Linked DNA regions of Homo sapiens: regions 1 and 2 are each linked to region 3. Evidence: read pairs that join two places in POLR2A ChIA-PET (ENCODE). Cell type or tissue: PC-9. All regions are shown on one strand. Each heading gives the region's core, and the rest is flanking DNA. Links, peaks and the distances in the headings are about the cores only.

Evidence for each region. Peaks named below come from ENCODE experiments on the same cell type or tissue, not always from the same donor. Only the 100,000 strongest peaks of a DNase experiment are listed, where the experiment ranks them.
Region 1: POLR2A ChIA-PET joins it to region 3 with 11 read pairs; 7 of 35 experiments call an interaction of 5 or more read pairs at or near these places.
Region 2: POLR2A ChIA-PET joins it to region 3 with 13 read pairs; 3 of 35 experiments call an interaction of 5 or more read pairs at or near these places.

The regions. Positions count from the first base shown.
Region 1 is chr17:4,324,292-4,334,782 of GRCh38, forward strand. All of the region lies in intron 1 of UBE2G1 (ubiquitin conjugating enzyme E2 G1), which reads right to left. Among named protein-coding and RNA genes, the nearest start is that of UBE2G1, 37 kb to the right of the region's middle. RefSeq lists an enhancer at 8,865-9,778. In PC-9, for the core only: no CTCF peak of the experiment used is centred there; DNase peaks (open chromatin) are centred at 3,590, 5,750 and 8,610; H3K4me3 peaks cover 529 bases; H3K27ac peaks cover 5,933 bases.
Region 2 is chr17:4,439,027-4,449,517 of GRCh38, forward strand. SPNS3 (SPNS lysolipid transporter 3, sphingosine-1-phosphate (putative)) reads left to right here. Exons shown (of 12, transcript NM_182538.5): 2 at 632-697; 3 at 6,006-6,142; 4 at 7,022-7,173; 5 at 7,870-7,936; 6 at 9,129-9,277; 7 at 10,209-10,361. Among named protein-coding and RNA genes, the nearest start is that of SPNS3, 10 kb to the left of the region's middle. RefSeq lists enhancers at 363-863, 9,158-9,658. In PC-9, for the core only: no CTCF peak of the experiment used is centred there; a DNase peak (open chromatin) is centred at 5,895.
Region 3 is chr17:4,244,341-4,252,340 of GRCh38, forward strand. The region is part of intron 1 of ANKFY1 (ankyrin repeat and FYVE domain containing 1); the gene reads right to left. Among named protein-coding and RNA genes, the nearest start is that of ANKFY1, 16 kb to the right of the region's middle. In PC-9, for the core only: a CTCF peak has its summit at 5,224; a DNase peak (open chromatin) is centred at 3,711; H3K4me3 peaks cover 569 bases; H3K27ac peaks cover 2,838 bases.

The sequences.
Region 1 (10,491 bases), core at 1,439-9,438, 81 kb after region 3:
CTAAGAAGTGGCTAGTCTTACTTAACATGTGCTGCAAATGTAAAATATAAACTGGATTTTTGAAGACTTTGTGAGAAAAAAGTTATGCTGATTCCATCTTGAAATTATATTTTGGGTATATTGAGTTAAATGAATTATTAAAATGAATTTTACCTATCTTTTTACATTTCTAAATGTGGTTACAATTTTAAAATCACACATTAGGCTTTCATGTGTGGTTCCCATGTTTCTATTAGATAGTACTGCTACAGTTTGCAGGAAATCTAGGGGATGTGGAAATAAGTGAAACAATTGCTTTATTTATAAAGTGAGATAGGGGTCTCACTATATTGTCCAGGCTGGTCTCAAACTGCTGGATTCAAGTGATCCTCCCAACTCAGCCTCCCAAAATGCTGGGATCACAGGCATGAGCCACCATGTCCAGCCAGTTAAATGATTTCTTGAGAAAATAATTAGAAAAATCCACAATGTTGAATAGGATACTCTATTTAACAACTAGTTTAAGGCCGGGCGCGGTGGCTCACGCCCGTAATCCCAGCATTTTGGGAGGCCAAGATGGGCGGATCACGAGGTCAGGAGATCGAGACCATCCTGGCTAACACAGTGAAACCACGTCTCTACTGAAAATACAAAAAATTAGCCGGGCGTGGTGGCAGGCTTCTGTAGTCCCAGCTACTCGGGAGGCTGAGGCAGGAGAACGGCGTGAACCCAGGAGGCAAAGCTTGCAGTGAGCCAAGATCGCGCCACTGCACTCCAGCCTGGGGGACAGAGCGAGACTCCGTCTCAAAAAAACCAACCAAACAAACAAAAAAAACAAAAAACAAAAAAAAAAAGTAGTTTAAAATCTTCAAAAATTCAATCTGAAGAGGATTCTTAGGGCCATCAAAGTATTCTGTATGATACTATAATGGTAAGATACACGTCAAATATTTCTCTAAACCCATAGAATGTACAATACCAAAAGTGAACCCTGATATAAATGATGGGATTGTGGGTGATGACGTGTCAATGTAGTCCATCAGTCATAACTCTATTTCAGTAGTTTTAAAACTTCAACCAACTATTTCTTCACCTGCTAGCAGTTACATGGTTTTTGTTTTTAAATAACTCTTAAAATTGTACATATTTACATTGCATGTATCACACATATGTACACTATTCTGTATAAGTGAATATATGAAAGAGACATATGCTGGAAAGACAAAAGTAAAATAAAGAGAGCTTAAGAGACTTCTAAACAACTGAATCTTTTCCTCAAACACAAAAAAATCCACCCAAAGCAATTTACAAATACAATGTAATCCCTGTATCAAAATCCCAACAACTTTTGGAAAACCCATCCTAAAATTCACACCCCAAATTGCCGAAACATTCTTGAAAACAAGAACAAAGTTGGAGAACTCACATGTCCTGATTCCAAGGCTTACTACAAAACGACAATAATCAAAACACTGTGGTATTGGCAAAAAGACAGACATAATATACACCAATGAAACAAAATAAGAGCCTAGAAATAAAACCCTTGCATATATGGCCAACTGATTTTCAACAAGGTTGACTAGACCGCTCAATGAGGAAAGAAAATCTTTCAATAAACAACACTAGGGAAACTGGGTATCCATAAGCAAAAGAATGAAGGTGGATTCTTTCCTTACATGATATGCAAAAAATAACTCTAAATGAACTGAAAACTTAAACGTAAGAGCTAAAACTTTAAAACTCTCAGGCGAAAAAATAAGAGAAAATCTTCAAGACATTGGATTTAGCAACAAACTCTTGGACATGACACCAAGAGCAATAGAGACAAAAGAAAAAATAAATGATCTGGATCAAAATTTAAAACTTTAGTTCATCAAAAGCAACCCCCAAAAAAATGGGAAAAATATTGTAAATCACCTATCTGATAAAGGATTAATATCCAGAATACAAAAAGAACTCATACAACTCAATAACAACAAGAAAACCAATGCAAAAATGGGCAAATGACTTGAATAGGCATTTCTCCAAAGATAAAAAGATGTCTGGTCAACAAGCACAATGCAAAGATGCTCAATATCACTAATAATAGAAGAAATTCAAAACCACAATGAGATACCACTTCACACCAATTAGAATTGCTATTAAACACACACACAGAAAATGACAAGTGTTGACAAGAATGTAGAGAAATTAGAACCCCATGCATTGCTAATGGGAATGTAAGAGGATGCAACCATTGTGAAAGGCGGCATGGCATGTCCTCAAAATATTAAACTTAGAATTACCATATGATCCAGCAATTTCACTTCTGGTTATATATGCAAAAGAATTAAAGCAGGGGGTCAAACAGATGTTTGTACACCAATGTTCAAAGCAGCATTATTCACAACAGTCAAAACGTGGAAACAACCCAATTGTCAACCAACAGATGAATGGATAAACAAAATGTGCAGTATATACATACAACAGGATGTTACTCAGCTTTAAAAAGGAATGAAATTATGATACATTCTACAACATGAATGAACTTGAAAATATTATGCCAAGTGCAATAAGCCAGATACAAAAGGATAAATATTGTATGAGTCCACTTACATGAAAATACCTTGCAGCCAGGTGCAGTGGCTCACACCTGTAATCCCAGCACTTGGGAGGCCAAGGTGGGCAGATCACCTGAGGTCAGGAGTTTGAAACCAGCCAGGCCAACATGGCAAAACCACGTCTCTACTAAAATACAAAAATTGGCCAGGCACGGTGGCTCACGCCTGTAATCCCAGTACTTTGGGAGGCCGAGGCAGGTGGATCACCTGAGTTCAGAAGTTCGAGGCCAGCCTGACCAACATGGCAAAACCCCGTCTCTACCAAAAATACAAAATTAGCCAGGCATGGTGGCTCATGCCTGTTAATCCCAGCTACTCGGGAGGCTGAGGCAGGAAGAATCGCTTCAACCTGGGAGGCAGAGGTTGCAGTGAGCCGAGATCGCGCCACTGCACTCCAGCCTGGGTGACAGAGCAAGACTCTGTCTCAAAAAAAATACAAAAATACAAAAATAGCCGTAGTGGCGTAGTGGCGGGCACCCCTAATCCAGCTACTTGGGAGGCCGAGGCAGGAGATTCGCTTGGAACCGGGAAGCAGAGGTTGTACTGAGCCAAGATCACACCACTGCACCCCAGCCTGGGCAACAGAGCGAGACTGTCACAAATAAAAGAAACAGAAAAAGAAAAGAAAATACCTTGAGAAGTCAAACTCAGAGAGAGAAAATAGAATGGGGGTTGCCAGGGGCTCAGGATAAAGAGGGATGAGGAGTTACCGGTTTGTGTGTTTGTTTATTAAGACTTAGTTAAGTACAGTAGTGAGAAGGGGGAAGAGTAGAATGGAGTAGTTAAAAAGTCCAATATACATATCAGAAGTGTGGGACACATCAAATGGAAGCCAAGCATATTCCTACCTCCTTGTGTGGCAGGTCCTAAAATACAGACGGACTGTGTCATTACTCTGAATCACCCTCAAGCCTTCGACGTGGCCCACACCCAAAGACAGCACCATTAATAACCTATCACGTACTTAGGATTCCTCCCAATACAGTACTCAGCAGCCACACCCGCCAAATAAATCCATGATGAGACATCTGCCATCCTTGCCTTAACATAAGTGACCTCTGAGAACAAATCTGCCCTTCTCTTCCTTCTGCAGGAACCCTTTCTCCTTTCCTTTGTGTAGAGCTTCTCCTGTGAAAGGCCCATTTTGGCCCATGTGCAGTGCAAGTAGACCGATACTCTCAGTCTCACTGTTAAAGAAAGAGAGCAGAAATAACTCCGAATGGATCACCAAAATTTCTTAGTTTTGGAAAGAATATCAAATTCCACCAAGTTGCAAGTCATCATTTCAGAGAATGGAAACTCAAAGCCTTGACTAGAATGATGGTTAATCTGGTTCTCCCAGCTGAGAACCCATATATTAAGCTAAACTAGTCTGGCTTTATTTAAAAACTAAGTAAACAAAATGAGAAATGCTTTTCACAAGTTAATTTTTAAAGTAAATGTACAAGGTGTATATTGTTTTATGTTGTCCAAAATATCAACATACTGGTTTTGCAAAAGCCCTTTACTACCGTATGCATACAAAAAAAGTTCTTCCCTTGGGTGATTTAATAGACCTAGTAAATGTCAGATAACTTAAATATTTTCGCCAGCAAGAGATACAGTAAAGTCTATGATTTTGATCTGAATTCAGTGCCCTGTACCCTGACTACTGCAGAGGAGAAGGCGATAAAATAAGAGGATGCTGTCATGCTTGCTCCTTAGCTTCTTTTGCATTCCTCTACATCTTATTCCATTTACAAGTTTATCTGTGTGAGGTACCAAGAACCCATAAAACAACCCTGAAGTTATTTATACATTTATTCAAACTTATAAAAGAAACCTAAGCACGTAGAAAATTGGAATGTAGCTAAGTTTTTTTCAAAAACAAATTAGGAAATTATTGACTGCCACTTGATGGGCTTCTGTGCTGCACTAACAACATGACAATGGTGGGCGGGGCGCGGTGGCTCACGCCTGTAATCCCCGCACTTTGGGAGGCCGGGGCGGGCAGATCACGAGGTCAGGAGATCAAGACCATCCTGGCTAACATGGTGAAACTCCGTCTCTACTAAAAATACAAAGAATTAGCCAAGGATACAAAAAATTAGCCAGGCGTGGTGGCGGACGCCTGTAGTCCCAGCTACTCAGGAGGCTGAGGCAGGAGAATGGCGTGAACCCGGGAGGTGGAGCTTCAGTGAGCAGAGATCGCGCCATGCACTCCAGCCTGGGTGACAGAGAGAGACTCCGTCTCAAAAAGAAAAAAAAAAAAAAAAAAAAAAGACACTTCTGTAATCCTAGCACTTTGGAAGGCCGAGGCAGGCGGATTGCCTGAGCTCAGGAGTTCAAGACCAGCCTGGGCAACATGGTGAAACCCCGTCTCTACAAAAATACAAAAAATGAGTCAGGCGTGGTGGAGTGTGCCTGTAGTCTCAGCTACTCCAGAGGCTGAGGCAGGAGAACTGCTTGAACCTGGGAGGCGGAGGTTGCAGTGAGCAGAGATCGCACCATTGCACTCCAGCCTGGGTGACAGAGCGAGATTCTGTCTCAAAAAAAAAATTAGCCGGGCATGGTGGCATGTGTCTGTGGTCTCAACTACTGGGGAGGCTGAGGCAGGAGGATCGCTTGATCCCAGGAGGTAGAGGTTGCAGTGAGCTGAGATGGCACCACTGCACTCCAGCCTGGGTGAATGAGACTCTGTCTCAAAAAAAAAAAAGAGACTGAGACTCTTCTTTCCACTATTAAACAACTTCTTAGAAGACACTATTTCCATAATTTAAGGACTTTAATATATTTAAAATGTAAGACATTTTTGTGGTTGGTTAAGGATTTCAACCATGACTGAAATCAGGGTTGTCTTCAAAATAATACTGATGTATTTTTTGTAACCAATTCATAAACCATCTCTCTCTTTCCAGTATAACTTTTTCTTACTATCCTGACTAGTCCATTGCCATTAGGCTTTTTTAAAGGTATGCTTTTTTTTTTTAGATTTATAGTAACGTCAGTAAGGTTCTCTTAGACTAAAACTAAATAAGGACTAAACTATCACCAGTAGCAGTTCCTAATCGAATTAAGCCAAACAGTGAGAAATTCCCTGATGACAATTCATGACTCACCAGGAGAAAGCTTAAGTATCGTGCTCTTTGAGTGGAAAGACTAGCTTAGCTAGACTACCCAGAGCCATGAGTTATTGCATCTACAAAGTTTTACACGTATGACGTAAAAGACTAGTTTAGCTAGACCACCCAGAGCCATGAGTCATGCATCTACGAAGTTTTACATGTATGAAGTACATTCATGGAAGTGTCTAACAATTTAACACCATCTATAGTATGGGGCAACAGGAGACATGGGGACAGCAACAATCGAAAATCTAAATGATCCACAGATTTTTAACACAAGCCAAAGCCTAATTGTTTCTAAATCAACTGCCGCCAAGTTTCTCCCAGGCACTTTTCCATACGCCACTCCAAATTCAAAGCTATCTTCACATTTTGCATACTCTTATTTGATTTTAGGAATGGGAAACATTACTCTAAGTGTCAAAAAATAAATAAATGGGAAAGCCTACTTAGCTGGATGATTTTAAAAAAATAAAATTTCAGCCAGTCGCGGTGGCTCATGCCTGTAATCCCAGCACTTTGGGAGGCCAAGGTGGGCGGATCACCTGAGGTCAGGAGTTCGAGGCTAACCTGACCAACATGGAGAAACCCTGTCTCTAGTAAAAATACAAAATTAGCCAGGCATGGTGGCACATGCCTGTAATCCCAGCTGCTTGGGAGGCTGAGGCAGGAGAATTGCTTGAACCCAGGAGGCGGAGGTTGCGGTGAGCCAAGATCGCACCATTGCGCTCCAGCCTGGACAACAAGAGTGAAACTCCATCTCAAATAAATAAAATATATTTTATTTATTTATTTATTAATTAGAGACGGGGTTTCACCATGTTGGCCAGGCTGGTTTCAAACTCCTGACCTCAACAGATCTACCCACCTTGGCCTCCCAAAGTGCTGGGATTACAGGCATGATGAGCCACTGTGCCCTGGCCAGAAAAATAAAATTTCTAAATGCCAAAATAGCCATAAAAAATTAAAAGGCAAATAATTACTCTTATAAACCTTTAAAACCACACACACACACACACACACACACACACACATTCCAAACTGTCAAGGTGTTCACCTTTCTTGGGAATTTTTAAAATAATTTTCTTTTTACCTAGCAGAATCAAACATTTTTTAAAGTTCCTGGTGGTATGAAGAACACAATAAAAAGTGGCACTTTGATACAGTTAATAGTGGAAATACAAATTAGCAAAGCCTTTCTAGAAGGCAATCAGTAATATTTATGAAGAACCTCAAAAATATTTATTTTCCTTAACTAAGAAATGACCAGAAATTTATCCGAAGAGAAATAATCAAGGATTATGTATAAATGTTTTCATAAGGAAAATCCACAGAAGCACTAATTATAATTTAAGTGGTTTACAACTATAATTTGAAAACCCAGAAGTCAAGATGTGGGGAATATGATAGTAGCAGCATATGAAGGAATGCTATGCATCTATTTAAAATACTTTACAAGAATATTTCAGGACATGGGGAAATATTTACAATTTTTAAAAGATAAGATATTCTGAATATATCTAACTCTTAAAACACATACACTACACACTTTTGACAACAAAAAGCTTTGGCCTAATCGTGTCTTCTAGTTCAAGGTGTCAGTGCGGGCACATGTGCTTATCTCCTCTTCCCTCCTAAGAAGTTAAATAAATTTTTCTAAAGAAATTAAAAAATAACTTTTTAATTTAAAGTATATTAAAAAGACCAGGTGGATTGCCCATGGCTCTGAAAGATGAAAACGGATGGAAGAACGTGAACTGAGTAAGCAGAGTGGAGGGAGCAGAGAGCAGAATACTCACAGAGGAGCTGCAGCGAAGGAGGAAGGCTAATCTTCTGGGCAGAACCCCAGAGAGGCGCCAGTTCAGTGACCGTCGTACGAGGGAGATCAGTAGTGAGAAGTGGGACTGAAAACATCTGTCATAGCAAGAAGTCAACAGAGAATGTCTAAAGTTGATAAACCAAAACATAAACACTATAAATATATTATTTAGAAGCATGGAGTTAAGCCCCCAGGAGATCTGAACCTAAAAGGTTTTAAAAAGCAGTTGCCTCTGGGGAATTCTTCATTATCCTTCACTGAATGCATTGTTCACTATTAGGCCTCTTGAATCACTGGTATTTGATTATTTGGGTTTTTTAAAGCTAAGTATATATACATATACATAATGTTGATTTTTAAGTTTTTATTCTTTTTTTATTTTACATTGTGTTCACTTTGCTTTCATACACAAACCTCAATTTTACTTCTTGTCCACTAAGTCAGAGGCTATATTCTATTTGGCAGTGTTTTTCAACCGTAAGTCACACAGTCATGAAATAGATCTAGTGGAACATAACCAGCACTCATTTTTCCTAACAGAAACAAAAAATAAAATAGGGTTATTGTTGGTGAAGCTTTCATTTCAGCCACAAATGTTTAATAAAAATGCATGTGCTGGGGTACTATGGAAAATACCTTCCCTATTGTATCTACTCTCAACCCAGCAGGCAGAAGTAATCCTGGAAAAATGTGAGTCACATCATGTCACTATACCAACAGCTTCCCATTCTCACTCAGAGCAATGGCCTGTGTGATGGCCTATAGGGTCCTTCAGAATTAACCAGCATCTCTCTCCAACCTTCAGCTAACCGCTCTGCCACCGCAGGGGCTTTAACCAGCATCTCTCTCCAACCTTCAGCTAAGTGCTGTGCCACCTCCCTCCAGCGTTCAGGGGCTTTAACCAGCATCTCTCTCCAACCTTCAGCTAACCGCTCTGCCACCTCCCTCCAGCGTTCAGGTCAGCCCCATTTCAGGGCCCTTGTGCTTGCCTCACCTAACCTCTGCATGATTCACTCATTCACCTGAGTTCCTCGGTCCACTGTCACCCTATTTTTAATGAAACCCCACCCCCTTACACACTCCTTATTTTATCCTCTTTCCCTGTTCTAGTTTCCACACAGCACTCTACACTTTCTATTAATTCTTCTCTCCCCTACCCTAACTACAAAGCAAGCTCTATAAGAACAAGGGTTTTTGTTTATTTACTGATATAGCCCCAGGACCTGTGACAGTCTCTGGCAGTAAATATTTGCCCAAGAAATGAATTACTTAAAAATATGTATCACTTTAGGAAAAAGCCATGTTATTGGCAATGAAACACAACAATTCTTAAGTTTGGAACACAAGAAATTTGGGTAGGAATTTTGATGGTTGAGGATAAGCTACAATTCAGACGCCAGACCGTAAATTCCACCTATCGCAATATTGAGTAAGTTGCTGGCATACTCTAAATGTGCAAGTCTACTGAAATGACCTTCGTTCACATCAAAAGTAATGTAAAGAATGTGTGTATCTCAGCCATCATTTTAAAAGAAGAGAAGAAAAAAACTTACGGGCGAAGCTGTTCCCTAAACAGCTAAAATATGTAAAATGTAAAAGACGGGCCGGGCACGGTGGCTCTGTCTGTGATCCCAGCACTTGGGAGGTCGAGGCAGGCAGATCACCTGAGGTCAGAAATTCGACACCAGCCTGGCCAACATGGAGAAACCCCATCTCTACTAAAAATACAAAAATTAGCTGGGCGCTGGCCAGGTGTGGTGGCTCACACCTGTAATCCCAGCACTTTGGGAGGCTGAGGCGGGTGGATCACAGGGTCAGGAGATCGAGACCATCCTGTCTAACACAGTGAAACCCCGTCTCTACTAAAAATACAAAAAATTAGATGGGTGTGGTGGCACGCACCTGTAGTCCCAGCTACTGGGGAGGCTGAGGCAGGGGAATCTCGAACCCAGGAGGCAGAGGTTGCAGTGAGCCGAGATTGCACCACTGCACTCCAGCCTGGGTGACACAGTGAGACTCCGTCTCAAAAAAAAAAAGTAAAAGACTTACACCTTTTGCCTAATTCGCAGTCAAAGTCTCACTCTTAGTAACCACAAGTTGTACACGTTCACAGTTTTCACTATTCCCTTCAACCCTGAATGAAGACCAGGGGGCTTATCACTGATCACCTTCATTTCCTCAGAAGAAAACAAAGACTGGCATTCAGGAGAAAATCACATAGCAGGTCTTGAATTGTGGCACGTGAATGGCAGAACATGTCAGTTATAATTTCCATGGTTTTTTTTTTTTGACAGGGTCTCACTCTGTTGCCCAGGCTGGAGTGCAATGGCATGATCATGGCTCACTGCAGCCTAGGCTCCTAGGCTCAAGCCATCCACCTGCTTTGGCCTTCTAAAGTGCTGGGATTACAGGCATAAGCCACCATGCAAGGTACATTTCCATTATATTTTTCTAGCACATTTTGTAATTCACTGAATGAAAAAAAAAAATCTTTGGGAAAAAGTCATTGAACACTTCTCCCTCATAAACAAAAAAACACATGGCAAAATCAGATTTCTACTGTGTACAAAAGTTTATCCAACTGTAAAAAATAGTATCTCTAAGCCTGCTTTTCTATATTTCATGCCATTAATAAAACACAAGACTTGATAAAACCATTTTACTCATCACTTCTTAGAGAGTAAATTTTAATATTAGTCACTTGTAACTGGTTTTAACCCATCTTCTCAAAAACAATGTGGTTTTACCTGTTTGTTTGTTTGTTTTTGAGAGGGAGTCTCTGTCGCCCAAGCTGGAGTGCAGTGGCACAATCTCAGCTCACTGCAACTTCTGCCTCCCCAGTTCAAACGGATTCTCCTGCCTCAGCCTCCCGAGTAGCTAGGATTACAGGCGCCCACCAACACGCCGGGCTAATTTTTGTATTTTTAGTAGAGACAGCTTTCACCATGTTGGCCAGGCTGGTCTCAAACTCCTGACCTCAACTGATCCA
Region 2 (10,491 bases), core at 1,511-9,510, 200 kb after region 3:
CATATGAAGAGGAGGGAAGGAGCCGTGTGGCTGCGTGCTTATGTGTCAGTGTGTGTGTGTGAATGTCTGTGCCTTTGGGATGCTTCTTTCTTTCTTTTTCTTTCTTTTTTTTTTGAGATGGAGCGTGGCTCTTGTTGCCCAGGCTGGAGTGCAATGGCGCGATCTCGGCTCACTGCAACCTCCACCTCCCAGGCTCAAGCAATTCTCCTGCCTCAGCCTCCCGAGTAGCTGGGATTACAGGCGCCCGCCACCACGTCCGGCTAATTTTTTGTACTTTTAGTAGAGACGGGGTTTCACCACGTTGACCATGGCTGGTCTCAAGCTCCTGACCTCAGGTGATCCGCCAGCCTTGGCCTCCCAAACTGCTGAGATTACAGGCGTGAGCCACCGTGCCCAGCCAAGGGATGCTTGTTTCTTTGAGTGTTTGAAATGCACACGTTTCTCTGTGTGCCTGCTCTTGTGTGTGTGGTTGTACAGCTGTATGGGAGAGAGGGGGAGAGAACAGTGGGCTTGGGTGCCATGCCCTGTGCTGTGCTGGTCAGCTGTGGCCCTGTGCCAAACCTGGAGCAGCTGCCTTTAGAGGCCAGGAGGGCTACTTCCCGTTTCCTGAGCACTGTCCCTCTGTCTGCAGGAGTGCTGCTGGATATACAGGAGGTTTTCCAGATCAGTGACAACCATGCTGGTTTGCTTCAGACTGGTAAGGAGGAGCCCTGGCTCTGGAGCCGGGGCCCTGGGTTCATGCTGGGGTGGGCTCTTTCTGTGGGTCATGTTCTGTGCCCAGCTCCAGCCCCACTGGGTCCCCTGGCACAGAGGGTGGGTGGGGTATGGGCCTGAGGGACAGTCTAGGCAGGAGCAGGAGAGAGCCTGGGCTGGAACAGCCATGGTAGTTTGAGTGTAGGGTGCCGCGGGAGAGCAGGGGGAGGTGGGGCTGGGAGAGGTCCCTCAGCCTCAGGTCCTCGCTGTGGAGCTGGCCATTCCTTCCCTTCGTGTTGGTGAGGCTCAGCGGTGCACCAGAGGCTTGCTGGGCTTTGAGAAATCCTGATGTGTGCTTTCCTCTCACAGAACTGAAAAATCTGACTACTGGGACACACAAAGTCAAACAGACAGACACAGACAGGCACATCCCCCCACATGGGCTCAGATGGACTCTGGGCCCACAGACAGCCTGACACCCAGCAGCAGGGAGCAGCCACACGTCCCATCGCAACATCAGAGCGGTTGGGGTCATGAGGCGTTAGCTTTTCCCTTGTGGGTGCCTGGATGGTGACACACACCCACAGTGTGCATATCCACACACCCACATGTGCACACACATGGTCACAACACGTGATACGCCTGTGCACACACCCAGGCTGTAACCAGCAGGCACCGAGGGTCCTCACAGTCCATCATCTCAGGGCTTTAGAACATGGCTCTTAAACCGGGGTACAGGGATCCCTGGGGATACACAGTCACTTTCCAGGGGTTACATGAACACAGAGAGTTTTGAGAGACTGATTTATTTCTAGATTCTCAAGCCTGTATGTTTTTTTCCTAAAATGACCTGCCTGAGGGGGAGCCTGTGGTCGGCCTGTGGTTCTCCTTCCTCTCCTTCCATTGTACAATTCCCTGTCTACCATGGTAAACAGAAAGGGACTCCTCTCCGCATCCTGGATGTGCTGCTCCTGGGTGTAAAAACCTCTGGGGTATCAAACAGAGGCCCCTGCGTGGATGCTCGGCTTTTCCCAGGGGGACCTTGGGAGCAAAGCAGAGAGCATCAAGAGAAACGTGCTGGGGAGATTTGCCCCAGGCTACAAGCGCAGGCAAGGAGCCAAGCCTTATCTAGCTGTTCCCGTGTGCAGTGTCTACTATTTATCTACAAATTAGAATTCAAAGTGAGATAGCGGTCTCAGGGATGCATGTCAACACATTTCTTTCAATGAAAGAAAATGAAGCCAACATTTTTCTTATAATCAGTTTGACGTCTAATTGCTTTGGCAAAAGAGGACAGGCATTATTACTTAGATTCTACTGTAGACATTTCCCATAAACTGAATAAACTCAACCCTGTAGCTCCAAGAGTTTGGATGAAAATACAGTTTAAAAAAATACACAACAACGCTGGAAATCCCATCCTTGGCAACGATTCAAACTTGGGATAAGAACATTTTAATGTTAGCTGAAAATGTGTGGAGGAGTACATAGTTCTAGAAACTTCTTTAAGAGTGACATGAGAGCCAGGTGCAGTGGCTCACGCCTGTAATCCCAGCTCTTAGGGAGGCAGAGGCGGGAGAATAGCTTGAGCCCAGGAGTTCGAGACCTGCTTGGGCAATATAGTGAGACCCTATTCTCCACAGAAAGGAAAAAAAAAAGACAAAAGAGTTACGTGAGCAACAGTTAGAAGATCATGGCTTTAGAACATGCATGGTTTCCAATTGCCCCTCAATCTTGTGGCCAAGAGACAGCAGCTGATGCTGATCTTCCAGCCATATCTGTGGCCAAAGTGAGACCATCTTGGTTCAACACCCACAACCTTCTCGATTAAATAGATAATGGTGGTTTAGTCAACATTTCCCTTCACTGGTTCTTTTTTTTTCCTTTTTTTCTTGAGACGGAGTTTTGCTCTTATTGCTCAGGCTGGAGTGCAATGGCATGATCTCGGCTCACTGCAACCTCTGACTCCTGGGTTCAAGTGATTCTCCTGCCTCAGCCTCCCAAGTAGCTGGAATTACAGGCACCTGCCATCATGCCAGGCTGATTTTTGTACTTTTAATAGAGATGGTGGGGGTGTGTTGGGGGGGGTCTCACCATGTTGGCCAGGCTGGTCTCGAACTCCTGACCTCAAGTGGTCCACCAGCCTTGACCTCCCAAAGTGTTGAGATTACAGACGTGAGCCACCACACTGGCCCTTACCATAGTATGGTTCTTACCGTAGTGGTCAAGATTATTACTACAAGTCCTGGGCCACGGAGGGAGAAGTGTGTGTGTGTGTGTGTGTGTGTGTGTGTGTGTTTGGCAGTAGGTGAAGAGAAAGGTCATCTTTGCAGAAGCAGCTCAAAAATTTCATGAAAGGACAGTGGGCTTAGAGGCCTGATGACCAGGCTGGTCTCTGGTGGCCTCAGGTGAGTCTCTTTACCTTTTCCGGTTACCGTGCTATGGCCCTAGACCCAGCCTGTTGTCTGTCCACAGGGCTGCTGAGAAGAGGAAACTGATGACTGAGAGAGAGGGTGTTGAAGAGATAGAGGGGTTGGGCTGGGCACGGTGGCTCACGCCTGTAATCCCAGCACTTTGGGAGGCTGGGTGGATCACCTGAGGTCGGGAGTTTGAGACCAGCCTGGCCAACATGGTGAAACCTCGTCTCTACTAAAAATACAAAAATTAGCCAGGTGTGGTGGCAGGTGCCTGGAATCCCAGCTACTTGGGAGGCTGAGGCAGGAGAATCACTTGAACCCAGAAGGCAGGGGTTGCAGTGAGCTGAGATCGTGCCACTGCACTCCAGACTGGGCCACAGAGCAAGACTGTCTCAAAAAAAAAACAAAAAAAGAGAAGAGGAGTGGAAAGTGAGAAGAGGCAGTGGTCAGGCTCCCTCCAGCCACCCATGGGATAGAGAAGCTGCTGGAGTGAGTTCATTAATTAATAATATTTAAAACTAACACTGACTTGGCCCTTACCACATGTCAGGCACGATTCTAAGTGCTTTAAATATCAACTTATTTAATCTTCACGACAATCCCACCAGGCAGGTTTTACTATTATGTCCATTTTACAGATGATGAAACTGAGGCTCAGAGAAGTTATGAGACTTGCTGAAGCTGGGATTTGAATCCAGGAAGTGTGCCTCCAGAGTCTGTCTTTTAACTCTGGGAGCATTCATTTCACCCACTGTGTCACAGAAATGATTTGAATTAGGAGACCTTGGGAATGAGGAGTGTCTGTTTTCCCCTTGGGAAGGGCATCTGCAGATTCACAGAGCGTCTGCAGGTTTAAGGCACTTAAAACAGCCTGCAAGTGATCCCTGCATGTGAGGAATATGAGGATATATACATATTTGTTGTTGTTTGTTTGCTTTTTGTTTTTTTTTTTGAGAGAGACTCTCGCTCTGTCACACAGGCTGGAGTGCAGTGGTGCGATCTCAGCTCACTGCAACCTCCACCTCCCAGGTTCAAGCAATTCTTCTCCCTCAGCCTCCCCAGTAGCTGGGATTACAGGCGCCCGCCACCATGCTCAGCTAACTTCTGTATTTTTAGTAGAGATGGGATTTTACCATGTTGGCCCGGCTGGTCTCGAACTCCTGACCTCGGGTGATCCACCGGCCTTGGCTTCCCAAAGTGCTGGGATTACAGGCGTGAGCCACCGCGTCCAGCTGGGAAATAGTTTTATAACTTTTGGATAAAGAAGATATGCATAAACAAGATATGAAATAACACTTGCCCCTCCAGAAGGTTAATAAATTTGACTACAAAGCTAAACACTTCCGTATGATGGTGATTGAAATTATGCAATCAGTAATAATAATAGATAACATTTATTGGACATTTACATGAAGCTATGCAGATAACTTTTATGTGCTTTATTTTACTTAATTCTCTCAGTAACCAAACAAGGGAATAGCACTGTTGATGAAAGGGGAACACGAAGAGTTAAGGAATCTACCAAAGGTCACATAGCTAGAAAGTGGTGAGCCAGGATTTAAACCCAGCCAACTTAGTCCCAGAAGTTGCGTTTCTAATTCTTAAAACAAATATAAAAGACTATGGGAACTTATTTCCAAAACATATTAACAAACAACAGCCCAATAGAAAAATGGACAGTGGGCCGGGCACAGTGGCCCACGCCTGTAACCCCAGCACTTTAGGAGGCCGAGGTGGGCGGATCCCTTGAGCCCAGGAGTTCGAGACCAGCCTGCACAAGATGGTGAAACCCCGTCTGTGCAAAAACTACAAAAATTAGCCAGGTGTGGTGGTACTTGCCTGTAGTCTCAACTACTCTGGAGGCTGAGATGGGAGGATGGCTTGAGGCCAGGAGGCAGAGGCTGCAGGGAGCTGAGATTGAACCACTGCACTCCAGCCTGGGTGACAGAGCGAGACTTTGTCTCAAAAAGTAAAATAAAAGTATAAATGCAGCTGTGTCCAGGGAACATTTTACCTATGTAGGAAAACCAACTTTTTCCTGGCTTCCTGGAATCATCACTAGTTCACAGTCAATATGCTTATTCTTTTTTTTTTTTGAGACCAAGTCTTGCTCTGTCGCCCAGGCTGGAGTGCAGTGGCGTGATCCCGGCTCACTGCAACCTCCGCCTCCCAGGTTCAAACGATTCTTGTGCCTCATCCTCTCGAGTAGCTGGGAGTACAGATGCCCACCATCACACCTGGCTAATTTTTTTGTATTTTTTTTTTTAGTAGAGATGGGGTTTCACTATGTTGCCCAGGCTGGTCTTAAACTCCTGAGCTCAGGCAATCTGCCCGCCTCAGCCTCCCAAAGTGCTGGGATTACAGGCGTGAGCCACCGCGCCCGGCCCAGTGTGCTCATTCTAAAGCGTCCTCATCTGCTGCTCAGAGTAGGCCCAGGCTGACTTCCCTCTTTCCCTGCTCCCCGTTGCCCCAGTAGGTGCATGAATGAAAAATCAGACCTGTCCCCATATCCAGGCTCACGGGGGTCATGTGTGTTTGTAAAGCCGGGAAACTGGCATCTGCTCCATGCCTGACGCTCCGCATTCAGTTCCCATCTCACCTTCACCATCCTGGGAGAGGATGGTGACCTCTCCAGTGTTGGGGTGACACTCAGAGCAAGCGGCAGAGCTGGGCTTTGGGTTTGGGGCCAGATTGAGGCCTCCACACTCTGGGCTGCGGCTGCATGTTGGCCACGCACTGTGAGGTTCACCTTATCTTTTCTTCCTCATACCCTGGGCCCACTGCCAAGATGCCAGCTTGTGGCATCTGAGTCAGGCTCCTTCCCTGGGCCTGCTGGGCCATCTGCCCTGCCACGGTCGTGGGGGGATCCAGGCTGCCCCTGTGTGTCTCCTTCAGTCTTCGTTAGCTGCCTGCTGCTGTCTGCACCTGTGTTTGGCTACCTGGGCGACCGACATAGCCGCAAGGCTACCATGAGCTTCGGTATCTTGCTGTGGTCAGGAGCTGGCCTCTCTAGCTCCTTCATCTCCCCCCGGGTACGTGTCCATGCCCCTGTCCAGGCCCCTGAGGCCCCTTCCCCACCTGCTTCCTCCCTGATTCAGCCCCGTCAGAGCTGCGTGGGGACAATTCTGCTCCATTCCTGGCTGTGACTGGATCAGGGATTGCACTGAGGGCTGGGAGAGAAGGTGAGAGCACAGTCTCCAGTCTCCAGCCTGAGTCTGCACAGGGCAGAGCTGGTGGACTTTTTTTTTTTTTTTTTGAGACAGAATTTCGCTCTTGTTGCCCAGGCTGGAGTGCAATGGCGTGATCTCGACTCACTGCAAACTCTGCCTCCCGAGTTCAAGCAATTCTCCTGTCTCAGCCTCCAGAGTAGCTGGGATACCAGGCGCGTGCCACCACGCCCAGCTAATTTTTGTATTTTTTAGTAGAGACAGGGTTTCACCATGTGGGCCAGGCTGGTCTCGAACTCCCAGCCTCAGGTGATCCACCCACCTCGGCCTCCTAAAGTGCTGGGATTACAGGCGTGAGCCACCATGCCTGGCCAAGCCAGTGGACTTTCTTAACAGGAGGCCCCCTCTCTCCTACCTCTCACTGCCGCACCAGCTTCATTTCTGCCCGACTCTGCTGGGGGTGGGGCTGGGGGTAACAGCTGCTGTCTTGGGGAACTGGCCTGGTTAGCAATGGTGGGACCCAGGAAAAGGGCTCCCCTGGGCAGGGGGGCAGGTGGTGGCTGCAGGGGACACACGTTTGACTTTGGGAACCTGGAGTGGAGAGGTGTCTGTAGCCCCGATCCCCTCTCCCTACTCTGGGGTCCTGTGTCATGAGGTCCCCTTGGCTCCTCCGACAAACCCTCGGGTCCCTGGCCCTATGGGTGATTTCTGGAACTCACCGTGGTCTTGTGCCTGCTCGCCCAGTATTCTTGGCTCTTCTTCCTGTCCCGGGGCATCGTGGGCACTGGCTCGGCCAGCTACTCCACCATCGCGCCCACCGTCCTGGGCGACCTCTTCGTGAGGGACCAGCGCACCCGCGTGCTGGCTGTCTTCTACATCTTTATCCCCGTTGGAAGGTTGGTATCACCCGTGGGTCTACTTCCCCAGGTGGTAAACTGAGGCCCAAAGGAGTCAGAACAGGGGCTGGACCTGGGTAGGAGAGGTCAAACCAGGAGGGCTGGGATTTGAGTCCCAATGCTACCCCTCCCTCACCATGTGAGTCTACCTCTCCTAGCCTCAGTTTCCTCATCTGTAAACGGGGGCAGTGACACCAGCTGATGGGCTTGGGGAGGAATAGAGGTGATGAGGATGTGCCGTATAGATTCACACACTCGGCAGTGTGGCCCACCCAGGGAAGGGCCGGCTATGGGAGGTAAGGTGAGGAAGCGTGTTAGGGCCAGGCCCTGCACCCCACAACAGGCTAGGCCAGAGCAGGATTTGCAATCAGGACCCTGGCCTCTGACCCAGGTTTCCTGAACTTGCCTGACTCAAGCAGGGCCCAGCCTTGGGCAGGAGGGTGTAGGGTATGTGTTTCCATAGGTGGAGAGAGTGGCGCTGGGGGTGGGCCAGGAGCCAGAGGTCACTGGTGACCTGACCGAGGGCAGTGGACATCTGGGCCTCACGTGGCTTACTTTCCTCAGTGAAACAGGTCTGAGCCTGCAGAGAGCCAGCTCCCTGGGGCGTGGGGGGGGCACCCTGGGTCAGGCTGGTGGTGGGGTCTGCCTTCCGCCTCCCTCCCCTCACAGCCCATCGCCCCTGCCCCTTTGTTGCAGTGGTCTGGGCTACGTGCTGGGGTCGGCTGTGACGATGCTGACTGGGAACTGGCGCTGGGCCCTCCGAGTGAGTCCAGCTTCCTTTTCTTCCCTCTGCTTTCCCTCTGGACCGGCAGGGACTTTCCAGCCTTGGGTGACCTTAGCCACTTGGCGTAGCACCCGGCGCCATTAGGGGGACGGGGGGTGGTGGTCAGGCATCGGCAGCTTTGGACATGTGGGGCCTCATAGGGAGCATGGGGTGTGGAAGTGGTGGCCGTGGGCTCAAAAGCTGGCTGCTTAGTTTACCAGCTGTGTGATCTCAAGCAGATCACCTTCTTCTTCAGAGCCTCAGTTTGCCTGTCGGTAAAGCGGGGGTACTAAATGCTACCTAAGGCATCTTGAGGATCAGTGAGATGAGAGATGGAAGTTCCAAGCCGCAGGGTCAGGGTGTAGAGTAGGCCCTTGAGGACTGGCAGCTAGGCTTGCTCAGCAGTTCAGCAGAATGCTCAAGAAGATGCCGGGCAGGCCCCGCTGGGGCTCCAGCCCTTGTGTTTCCAACGTGGGCATGGAGAGGGACCATTCTGAAGAGGAAGGAACTCCATAGTGGAGGGTGCTGAGCTCAGCCCTGGGAGTGCAGCTTGGTGGGAATGCAGGCTGCGCGCAGACCACTGTGGAGCCAGCCCAGTGCCGGGGAGCTGGCGTGTGAAGTGCTGAAGCCAGATTTGGAATTTTGGGGGTGGGGTGGGCTTCAAGGAGGCAGGTCTGACCTGGCTTGAATAAACCTTCTCATGGTCTCAGCTGTTTGAAGGCTGCCCCAAGGTGGGTAGTGAGATCCCCGTCCTTGGGGTTTGAGCAGAGGGGCCGCTAGGAGAGGATGCCAGGGCAGGACTGTGTGGCAGATGGAGGCCTGGGCCAGGGAAAGATCAGCTCTAGGACAGCAAGTACTCAGGAGGCAGGGCCAGTGTAGCGAGGGTCCCTGTTCTCAACCGTCTCAGGCCCACTGACCTCAAAAGACTGGTGTCTGTACTGGAAAGACGGGAATTACATGAAGTCCCAAAGAGTCTCCACTCCCTGGAAAGGCTGCAGTGGTGAGGGCTGAGAAACAGTGGTACATCCTGCTCTGTGGATACCAGCATCCAGGAATCAGGTCACCCCCACTACCCCCAGGGCTTGGAAACCAGAGGTCAGCCACTGGCTGATACTGTGGCCAGTTGCCCCCGGGGGTCCCTTGGGCTGTGATAATATGCGGCCCTGAGCTTCCTGGGCCCTCCTGTCCCCAGGTCATGCCCTGCCTGGAGGCCGTGGCCTTGATCCTGCTTATCCTGCTGGTTCCAGACCCACCCCGGGGAGCTGCCGAGACACAGGGGGAGGGGGCCGTGGGAGGCTTCAGGAGCAGCTGGTGTGAGGACGTCAGATACCTGGGGAAAAAGTGAGTATCCCTGCTACCCCCTGCAAGGCACAGAAAAGCCCGTTTGTCTGCCCCAGCATCATTGACCCCCTCTCTCCACCTCCAGGGAGCCCTCCCTGGTTGTCCCAGTGTTCACAGCCCTCCTCTTCCTCTGAGATCGCACTTACCAACTGAAGTGCCTCTCCCTCCCTTAGGGCTCAGCCTCCATCACCTTGCCATGTGACAGAAATATGGACAGAGTGGGAGGGAGATGGCGTGAGCCCCAGCCTTCCCTCTGCCCTGCCCATAAGTGGCTCCAGCACTCAGAGCCTCAACGTCCTTTGTATTCAATGGATGGAATTCTCCAGCCTTGCCCCCTTCTCCGGGTTGCTGGGAGGATGCTGGGAATTCATCACTCACCTCTCCAAGCCTCATGGCGTGCATGATCCTCTGTGCCAGCCATGCTGGGGGAGGCAGGCAGGAGTCAATTGCTGGTCCCAGGCCTCATGATTCACTGCAAGGCAGGGCATGGACAGGATTCAATTCTGTTACTGAGCTGTGAAACTGGTCGGGAGGACTCAGAGGAAGACAGGGCAGGCAGGGACAGCTTCCTGGAGAATGTGATGCTGGATGGGGGCCTCCCAGGATGGGGAGATTTGGTCCTGCAGAGAGGAGGGAGGAGGAGGCAAGGTGTGTGAGTTGGGGGGGTCTCAGAAATGTTGGGGAGGCTGGAGCTCAGGGTGCTGCCAGGAAGGATCTGGAGGCTGGAGCTTGGGGTAACCTGAGTGTCTTCTTCTTCGGAGCCTCAGTTTGCCTATCTGTAAAGAGGGGGTAGCAAATGCTACCTATGGAATCTTGAAGGTAATGAGACAAGATGGGAAAGTTCCTAGACTGCCCAGGAGTGGGGAGGAGTGGACAGGCCCCTTCAGCCCCAGCCCTCTCCCAACTCCAGCTGGGGCACCTCGTCTTGCAGCTGGAGTTTCGTGTGGTCGACCCTCGGAGTGACCGCCATGGCCTTTGTGACTGGAGCCCTGGGGTTCTGGGCCCCCAAGTTTCTGCTCGAGGCACGCGTGGTTCACGGGCTGCAGCCTCCCTGCTTCCAGGAGCCGTGCAGCAACCCCGACAGGTGAGGGCATCCGGGGGCCCTGGGCACCTGGCCCGGCTCGGGGGCTCTTGCTGAGGAAGTTCTGAGGTTCTGAGCTCCAAAATTCAGTTTCTTGGGGTGGGGCATTTGGTGCTGTGTGAAGACAGTGGAG
Region 3 (8,000 bases), core at 1-8,000:
CTATAAAGCAAGTTAATGGAAAAGGTCAGGAAAGGCTTCCCTGAGGAAGCCGTCATGAAACTTCTCCTTCACCTGAGCTCTGGAGTCTTGAGAAGGGATGAGATAGGGGGTTTATGCAACCATGCAAACTGGCAGCTTTATCAATCAAGGTCTCTACGGCTCCACACTGCTGCTACAATCATCCTCCGGGCCTTGGTCCCTTCACCCCTCCCTCTTCCACATCACAGACATTCCAAATCTTGACACTGCCCTCAAGCCCATCTCCCATCCAACCTGCCTCATTCCATGCCAACACCCTGAGAAAACTGAGCTACTGCCAATAACTCCCACCATCCCAGCAATGATTCCCATCTCCCCTTTGCTTCCTCAGAAAGGGTATCTCCTTCCTACCCAAGTTTAATCCCCCATGTGCTCCCTAAATCTGATCGCTCTCCTCGATCCTCAGGACCTTTCTTTATCATCAACCACCCCATCTCCGAACTCCAGTCTCTCTTTCACCTGGGTCCTGCTAGTCAGCATACGAGCCAGTTTAAGTCTCTTATCTATTAAAGCATCCCACTTCCACATCACATCTGAAATCCTCAGCCCCGCCATCTCTAGCTACCATACACCACTGTCTCACCTGCCATTCCCTCTTCTGTCCCCACCATCCCCTTGAAACTCCTCTCACCTATGACCCTCTAGTTGCCAAGTCCAATGGACTCCTGCCAGTGGTTCTCCTCCTAGACCTCTGACACCACATTGCACTGTTGTCCATCCCTTCTCTTACTCCAGCAACCACAATACCATCCTCTGATTCTGGTTCTCTGTCTCTTTCACGTGCTTCCCTGCATCCTTTCCCAATCTTTTCTTTTTCTTTTTAAAGAAATAGGGTCTCTGTCACTCAGCCTGGAGCGCAGTGGCACAATCCTAGCTCATCACAGCCTCAAACTCCTGAACTCAAACTCCTGAAACTCCTGAACTCAAGTGATCTTCCCACCTCAGCCTCGAGAGTAGCTAGGACTACAGGTGCTTACCACCATGCCTGGCTACATTTTAAACTTTCTGTAGAGATGGGGTATCACTATGTTGCCAGGCCTGGTCTCAAACTCCTGGGCTCAAGTGATCCTCCTGACAGCCTCCCTAGTACCTGGGACCACAAGTGTGTGCCATCACACCTGGCTATAAATTTTTAAGTTTTTTGGAGAGATGGGCCTTGCTATGTTGCCAGGGCTACGTTGTCTTGCACTCCCAGGCTCAAGCGACCCACCTGCCTCTGCCTCCAGAGTAGCTAGGACCAGAGGTGTCCATACTTGGGAGGCTGAGGCAGGAGGATCCCCTTGAGCCTAGGAGGTTCAGGCTGCAAAGAGCCGAGATTGTGCCACTGTACTCCAGCCTGGACAACAGAGCAAGACCCTGTCTCAAAAAAAAAAAAAAAAAAACAACCAGCCAGGTCTGGTGGCTCATGCCTGTAATCCCAGCACTTTGGGAGGCTGAGGCGGGCAGATCATGAGGTCAGTTCAAGATCAGTCTGGCCAATATGGTGAAACCCCATCTCTACTAAAAATACAAAAATTATCTGGGTGTGGTGGCACACAACTGTAGTCCCAGCCACTCAGGAGGCTGAGGCAGAAGAATCGCTGGAACCCAGGAGGTGAAGGTTGCAGTGAGCCAAGATCGTGCCACTGCACTCCAGCCTGGGTGACAGAGGACAGTCCGTCTCAAAAAACAAACAACAACAACAAAAAACAACCAAAGAAAAAAAATTATGAGTAATAGAGAAGACAGGCAATTAAGCCAACGCAGTAAACCCTGAGAGCACTCTGATAGGGGATACAAATGGAGTGTGGCAGGAGACCTCCTGGTTTAAGCTAGTGTAAAGAAAATGTTCCAGAAAAGTAGTATCTTACTTCAAAAGATTTAAATAAAGCCTGTATTTGTTTGTAGCATACTGGACCCAGAAAATGCAAGAGAAGGTTTCGATCTTTTATTTTCTTGGTCAGATTCTCCTTTTAAGCTTGTATCAGTCAACAGATTTGTCAAACAGACAAAGTACATAAACACAGTATATTTCTCTACGAGAAATACAAATAATTATGAGCCCAAGCCTCGCCCTCTCCTCCAAGAGTTCACTGACAATAGTATCAGCCACTCACCAGATGCTATGCAAGTCAGCTGAAAAGGATGGCTATAGTATATACCACATCTTGCTAGTTCAACCTGGTGGCTACAAAATTATATCCCACTTGCCAAGAGACAGCCCCCAAGTTTCCACAGTGGTAACCTTTTCTTCCATAAGCAACCTGAACCCTCTAACCTTGGTTTCAATCACACCATATTCTAGCCAACCTAAATCTTTTGCTCCTCAAGACCTCCAACCCAGCATGACTATAGCTGGCTGGGGAATTTCCATTTCCATTTCACTTAAACTGTTGATCTGCAAATATTTATGCATTAAGCATTTTGGCAGATTAGGAGGTGCCTCTTTTAAGAGTTAAAAGGGCAATCTAGGCTGGGTGTGGTGTTTCACACCTGTAATCCCAGCACTTTGTGGGTCCCAGGCAGGAGGATCTCTAAAGCCCATGAGTTTGAGACCAGCCTGGGCAACATGGTGAAACCCCGTCTCTACAAAAAAATACAAAAATGAGCCAGGGGTGGTAGTGGGCACCGGTAGTCCCAGCTACTCAGGAGGCTGAGGCAGAAGGCTCGCTTGAGCCTGGTAGGACGTAGAGGTTGTGGTGAGCTGAGATCGCACCACTGACTCCAGCCTGGGTGACAGAGAGAGACCCTGTCTTAAAAAAAAAAAAGAGAGAAAAAGAAAAAGAAAAAAAAATGACTGCAAAGTTGCTGATTCCTCTATCTAAGCCTTCAAATGGAGGAGATCCTGAAAGCTCTGTTTCAGCCATCTTCCCCCTCTCTGCTCTCTAGGAAACCATACACATTTCCTTAAATATCAGTTATACACATAAATTCCAAAATCTACAGCAACAGCCCCAGTCTCTCTACAGAATTCCTGATTCAAATATGTAGCAGCTGCCTGGACAATGACACAAGATATAAACTACCAAGGTAATGAGCAGAGAAGAAGCTAGATAAAAGGAGGGCTTTAGCATGATTTGGGGCTCTTAGTCACAAAATTACAGATGCTCCCCCACCCGGCAGCTTTTGTCGGGGGAAACCCAAAGGATCACTAATGCACTCAGGCAGCTTATGAGCACTTACCAGCGCTACTTCAATTGCCATACCATTTCACAGTATAATGGAGGAGTGCTTATGGCTGAGACATTACCAGCCCGTGGGGAATACTGTCTGCTTACAAACAGCAATGCAAATGTGTCCTTGAAGTGTCACCAAGCTGTACAGTTCTTACAAGAAAAAGTACAACATTATTCTGAGCAAAATGGAGAGAGAATTTACAGTGTGCAGGTTCTAGGGCCAGACTGACTGGGATCAAGCCCAGCCCCACTACTGCCTAGTTTTGATACACCTTAGGCAGGTGACTCATTCTCTTCACCTGCAAGGATGTTGTAAACACTGAAAGTACTAATACATGTAATAACCTTAGAATACAACCTGCTCTGCAGTAGGTGGTCAAAATATATTAGCTATTATTACAATTCTTAGAAAGGCAACCCGGGGTAGTCAGTCCTGTGTTGCAAGATTCTCCCTGCACACTGATAGCCCAGAGCTCGCATTCCAGAGTCTCACTGACTGGGTTTGACCCCAGCTTACCCATTTACTAGCTGTGTGACCTTGGGCAAGTTACTTACTTCCTCTCTGTGCTTCAGTCTTCTCACATGGAAAATGAGACTAATGATACTATCTTAGAGCAGGTGTCCCCGACCTCCAGGCCGTGGACGGGTACTAGTTTGTGGCATGTTAGGAACTGGGCCACACCCAGCAGGAGGTGAGCTGCGGGCGAGTCAGCATGACCACCTGAGCTCCGCCTCCTGTGAGATCAGCAGCAGCATTAGATTCTCACAGGAGCGTGAACCCTCCTGTGAACCGCGCATGCGAGGGATCTAGGTTGCATGCTCCTTATGAGACTCCAGTGCCTGATGATCTGAGGTGGAACAGTTTCATCCTGAAACTACTCCCTTCCCTACCCCATCTATGGACAAACTGTCTTCCACGAAACCAGTCTCTGGTGCCAAAAAGATTGGGGACCACTGTCAGAGAAGTACGTGTAAAGTCATTAGGATAGGTTAAATCACTCGGAACAGTGTCTGGTTTAGTAAGGCTTACCGCTGCTGCTACTCCTCTGCCTACTTATTCTTCATCAAGTGACCAGTTTTCAGCCGTGGTTTTTTCTTTGTCCCCTTCCAACTTTCATTTGAAAAGCAAGCCTAGAAATTTAATTAGCCGGGCATGGTGGCGCATGCCTGTAGTCCCAGAGATGATGCCACTGCATTCCAGCCTGGGTGACAGAGCAAGACTCTGTCTCAAAAAAGGAGAGGAGAGAGGAGAGGAGAGCAAACCTAGAAATTTAAATAATAGATAAAACCTAGAGTTTCACCAAAAAAGCTACGCTAAGTATCAGTGAAGAATGCCAGAAACTTCCAATTTTCTCATATTTCTTTCCAAATAATACCTATCTGTTCTCCATGAGTGCAGTCTATGATCAGACTTTCAATAAGTATTCTTTCTGATAGTTCATCACTCTTGAGTTAACAAAACATGCTTAAGACAAAAAAATCTTCATTCATTACAAATAGCCTAAAATAAAGAGTGCAATGTCTACTGCAAAAAAGTAGTTAATCAGCAAATTACCTCTTCAGAAGTTATATGGCACAGTCAGAAGAGAAACCAAGAATGATTTTTAGAACACTCTTCCTTCTAGGTCAGGAGTTGGCATACTTTCCGTACAGGGCCACATAGCAAATATTTTAGGCTTTGGGAGCCATACAGTCTCTGGGGCACTACTCAACTCTGCCAGTTGGAACACAAAAGTACAAATTAATGAATGTGGCTGTTTCCCTAAAAATACTTTATTTATGAACACTGAAAATGGAATTTCATATAATTTTCACATCATGATACATTGTTTTGATTTTTCTTCAACCAGGTTAAAATATTTAAAATATAGTTAATATTTATAAGTTATTTTTATATGTTACATCTATAACATATAAATAAATTCTTAGCTTAAGGACTGCATAAAAACAAGTCGACAGGTCTCAGGTCAGATTTGGCTGAGAGGCCATACAAGCCCTGTCCCCCTGCTGGTGATTTTAAAGAATTAGAACGTTAAAATGACAGCCAGAGCCAAATGAAAAGGGAAGAAAGCAGTTTATCTATCTGGAACACCTAGAATTCTGTAACCTCTCACTTCTTACCAAACTCTAATCCACAACAGCAGCCACTGCATCTTCAAGATATGCCTGTCTCCAAGCTTACCTCCTCACCCTCAGAAACAGGCTCACAGTAATGCCTCCCACCCCTAGACAAACATCTCTTCTCCACAGTTATGCTCTTGACTGCGCAGTCTATCATACACTTTGCCTTCTCCACCCATTTCTTAAGAGTCCTCTTTGGTCACTACTTCCTGCCTTACCTCCCTAACCTTCTGAAACTTGGCTTCAACCCACATCACTCTACTAAATAGTCACAATGATCAAATCACCCACTTTGATGACCTTTTCCTTATTCTTCAAGCTCCTCAACCTCTCTGTAGCCTCCGACTCTCAACCACCCCATTCTTAAAACTCTTGTTTTGGCTTCCTAACTCTGTACTCTAGCTTTCTTCCTAACCTTGTTACAGACCCTTCACCTCCTATTCTGACTACCCACTTTCTAAAACGGCACAGTGCTGCAAGGTGCAGACCTACATCTGAACTTTTTCTAAATTTTCTTCCCTGAACATGGTCTCATGCATACCCATACTTTACTGTCACTGCTATAAAAATGGACCCAAATCTCTCTTTCCTTCAACAGCTCCTGCTGAAAGAATGACTGACTGCTACTATAAACTCGACAAGTCCAAAATCAAACTTCATATCTTCCTCAAATCAAAGTCTTCTTCCTACTTCATTTCATGTTATCAAAGCTCTAGGTTACCAATGTACGGGCTATGATAATGCATTTTTAATAGTATACCAAACATACAAAATATTTAGAGATAAACTTAACAAAATGTGCAATGCATGCACACTGAAACTATAAAAACACTGCTGACAGAAATGAAAGGCAACCTAAATAAACAGAGAGTTATATACTACGCTCATGGATTGGAAGGCTCAATAGCTCAATATTGTTAAGATGTCAGGTCTCTCCAAATTGGTCTATAGATCCAATACCTTCCCAATAAAAATCCCAGCAAACTGTGTTTGTAGAATTTGAAAGAATGATTCTAATTTTTTTTTCTTAGAAACAGGGTCTCCCTCTGTCACCCAGGCTGGGGTGCAGTGTCCTGATCATAACTCACTGCAGCCTCGAACTCCTAGGCTCAAACAGCTAGAACTACAGGTGAGCACCACCACATCTGGCCAATTTTTTTGTAGAGACAGGGTCTCAGTATGGCGCCCAAGCTGGTCTTGAACTCCTGGCCTCAAGGGATCCTCCCACTTTGGTCTTTTAAACTGCTGGGATTACATGCATGCATAACCACAGACAGCTGATTCTAAAATTTGGGTGGAAATGCAAAGTTCCTAGAATAGCCAAAAAAATTCTGGGCAGGGGAAAGAAAAAGGTTTAGCATTTACCTGACTCAAGGCTGTGTATAAAGCTACAGTAAATAGGACAGCATCAAACTGGCATCAAGATAGATATCCAGAGCAATGGAAAATAACAGAATCCAGGAATAGACTTTGACTTATACAAATGATCTGACAATGGTGTGAAGGCATTTCAATGAGGAAAGAACAATGGGACCAGAACAATTGGAGATCCATATGAAAACGCAAATCCCTATTCCTAGACACCACTACATATAAAAACTAACTCAAAATCACATATCTAAACGTAAGGGTTAAAACTGTAGCCCTTCTAGAGTCAGATGAAGTCCCAGCTACTCAGGAGGCTGGGGAGGAAGGATCACTTGAGCTCAGGAGTTTGAGGCTATAAAGCACTATGATCACATCTGTGAATAGCCACTGCACTCCAGCCTGGGAAACCCCATCTTCCTGTCTCTTTAAAAACAAAAACAAAAAGAAAACAATTTTTAAAAATGAGCTTCAAATCATTGACAGGTAAAATTTTTAAAAATTAAATAAAAATTAAAAAAAAAAAAAACAAAAACTACAGAACTTCCAGACTAAAACATAGCAAAAATCTTAGTGACCTCAGATTAAACAAAGATAAACTGTTAAAAAAAAATTACAGAAGAAACATGGCTAAATTTGACTTTACCAAATTTTAAAAACTGTTCTTGAAAAGTCATAAAAAAATAAAAAGGCAAGCCACAGACTGGGAGAAAATATGTGCAAAACATCCAACAAAAAACGCCTCATTCCCAGCCTGTAATCCCAGCACTTTGGGAGGCCAAGGTGGATGGATCACTTGAGGTCAGGAGTTTGAGACCAGCCTGGCCAACATGGCAAAACCCCGTCTCTACAAAAACACAAAAATTAGCTGGGTGCAGTGGCGTGCGCCTGTAGTCCCAGCTACTAGGGAGGATGAGGCAGGGGAATCACTTGAATCCGGGAGACAGAGGTTGCAGTGAGCTGAGATCATACCACTGCACTCAACCCTGGGCAACAGAACGAGACTCCGTCTTAAAAAAAAAAAAAAAAAAAGACTTGTATACAGATTATATTAAGAACTCTTACAGCTCAATAAGACAACCCGATAAAAAAGAGCAAAAAAACTGGAGAGTTCACCAAACAAGATAAATGTACAGTAAATAAGCACATGAAAAGATGTGCATCATTAGTAATTAAGATGCAAATTGAAATCACAATGAAATACCACTACACACCTACTAGTATGGCTAAAATTAAAAAGTTATGGCAAAGATCTGGAGAACTAGGCCAAGCGCAGTGGTTCACACCTATAATCCCAAAAGTTTGGAAGGCTGAGGCGGG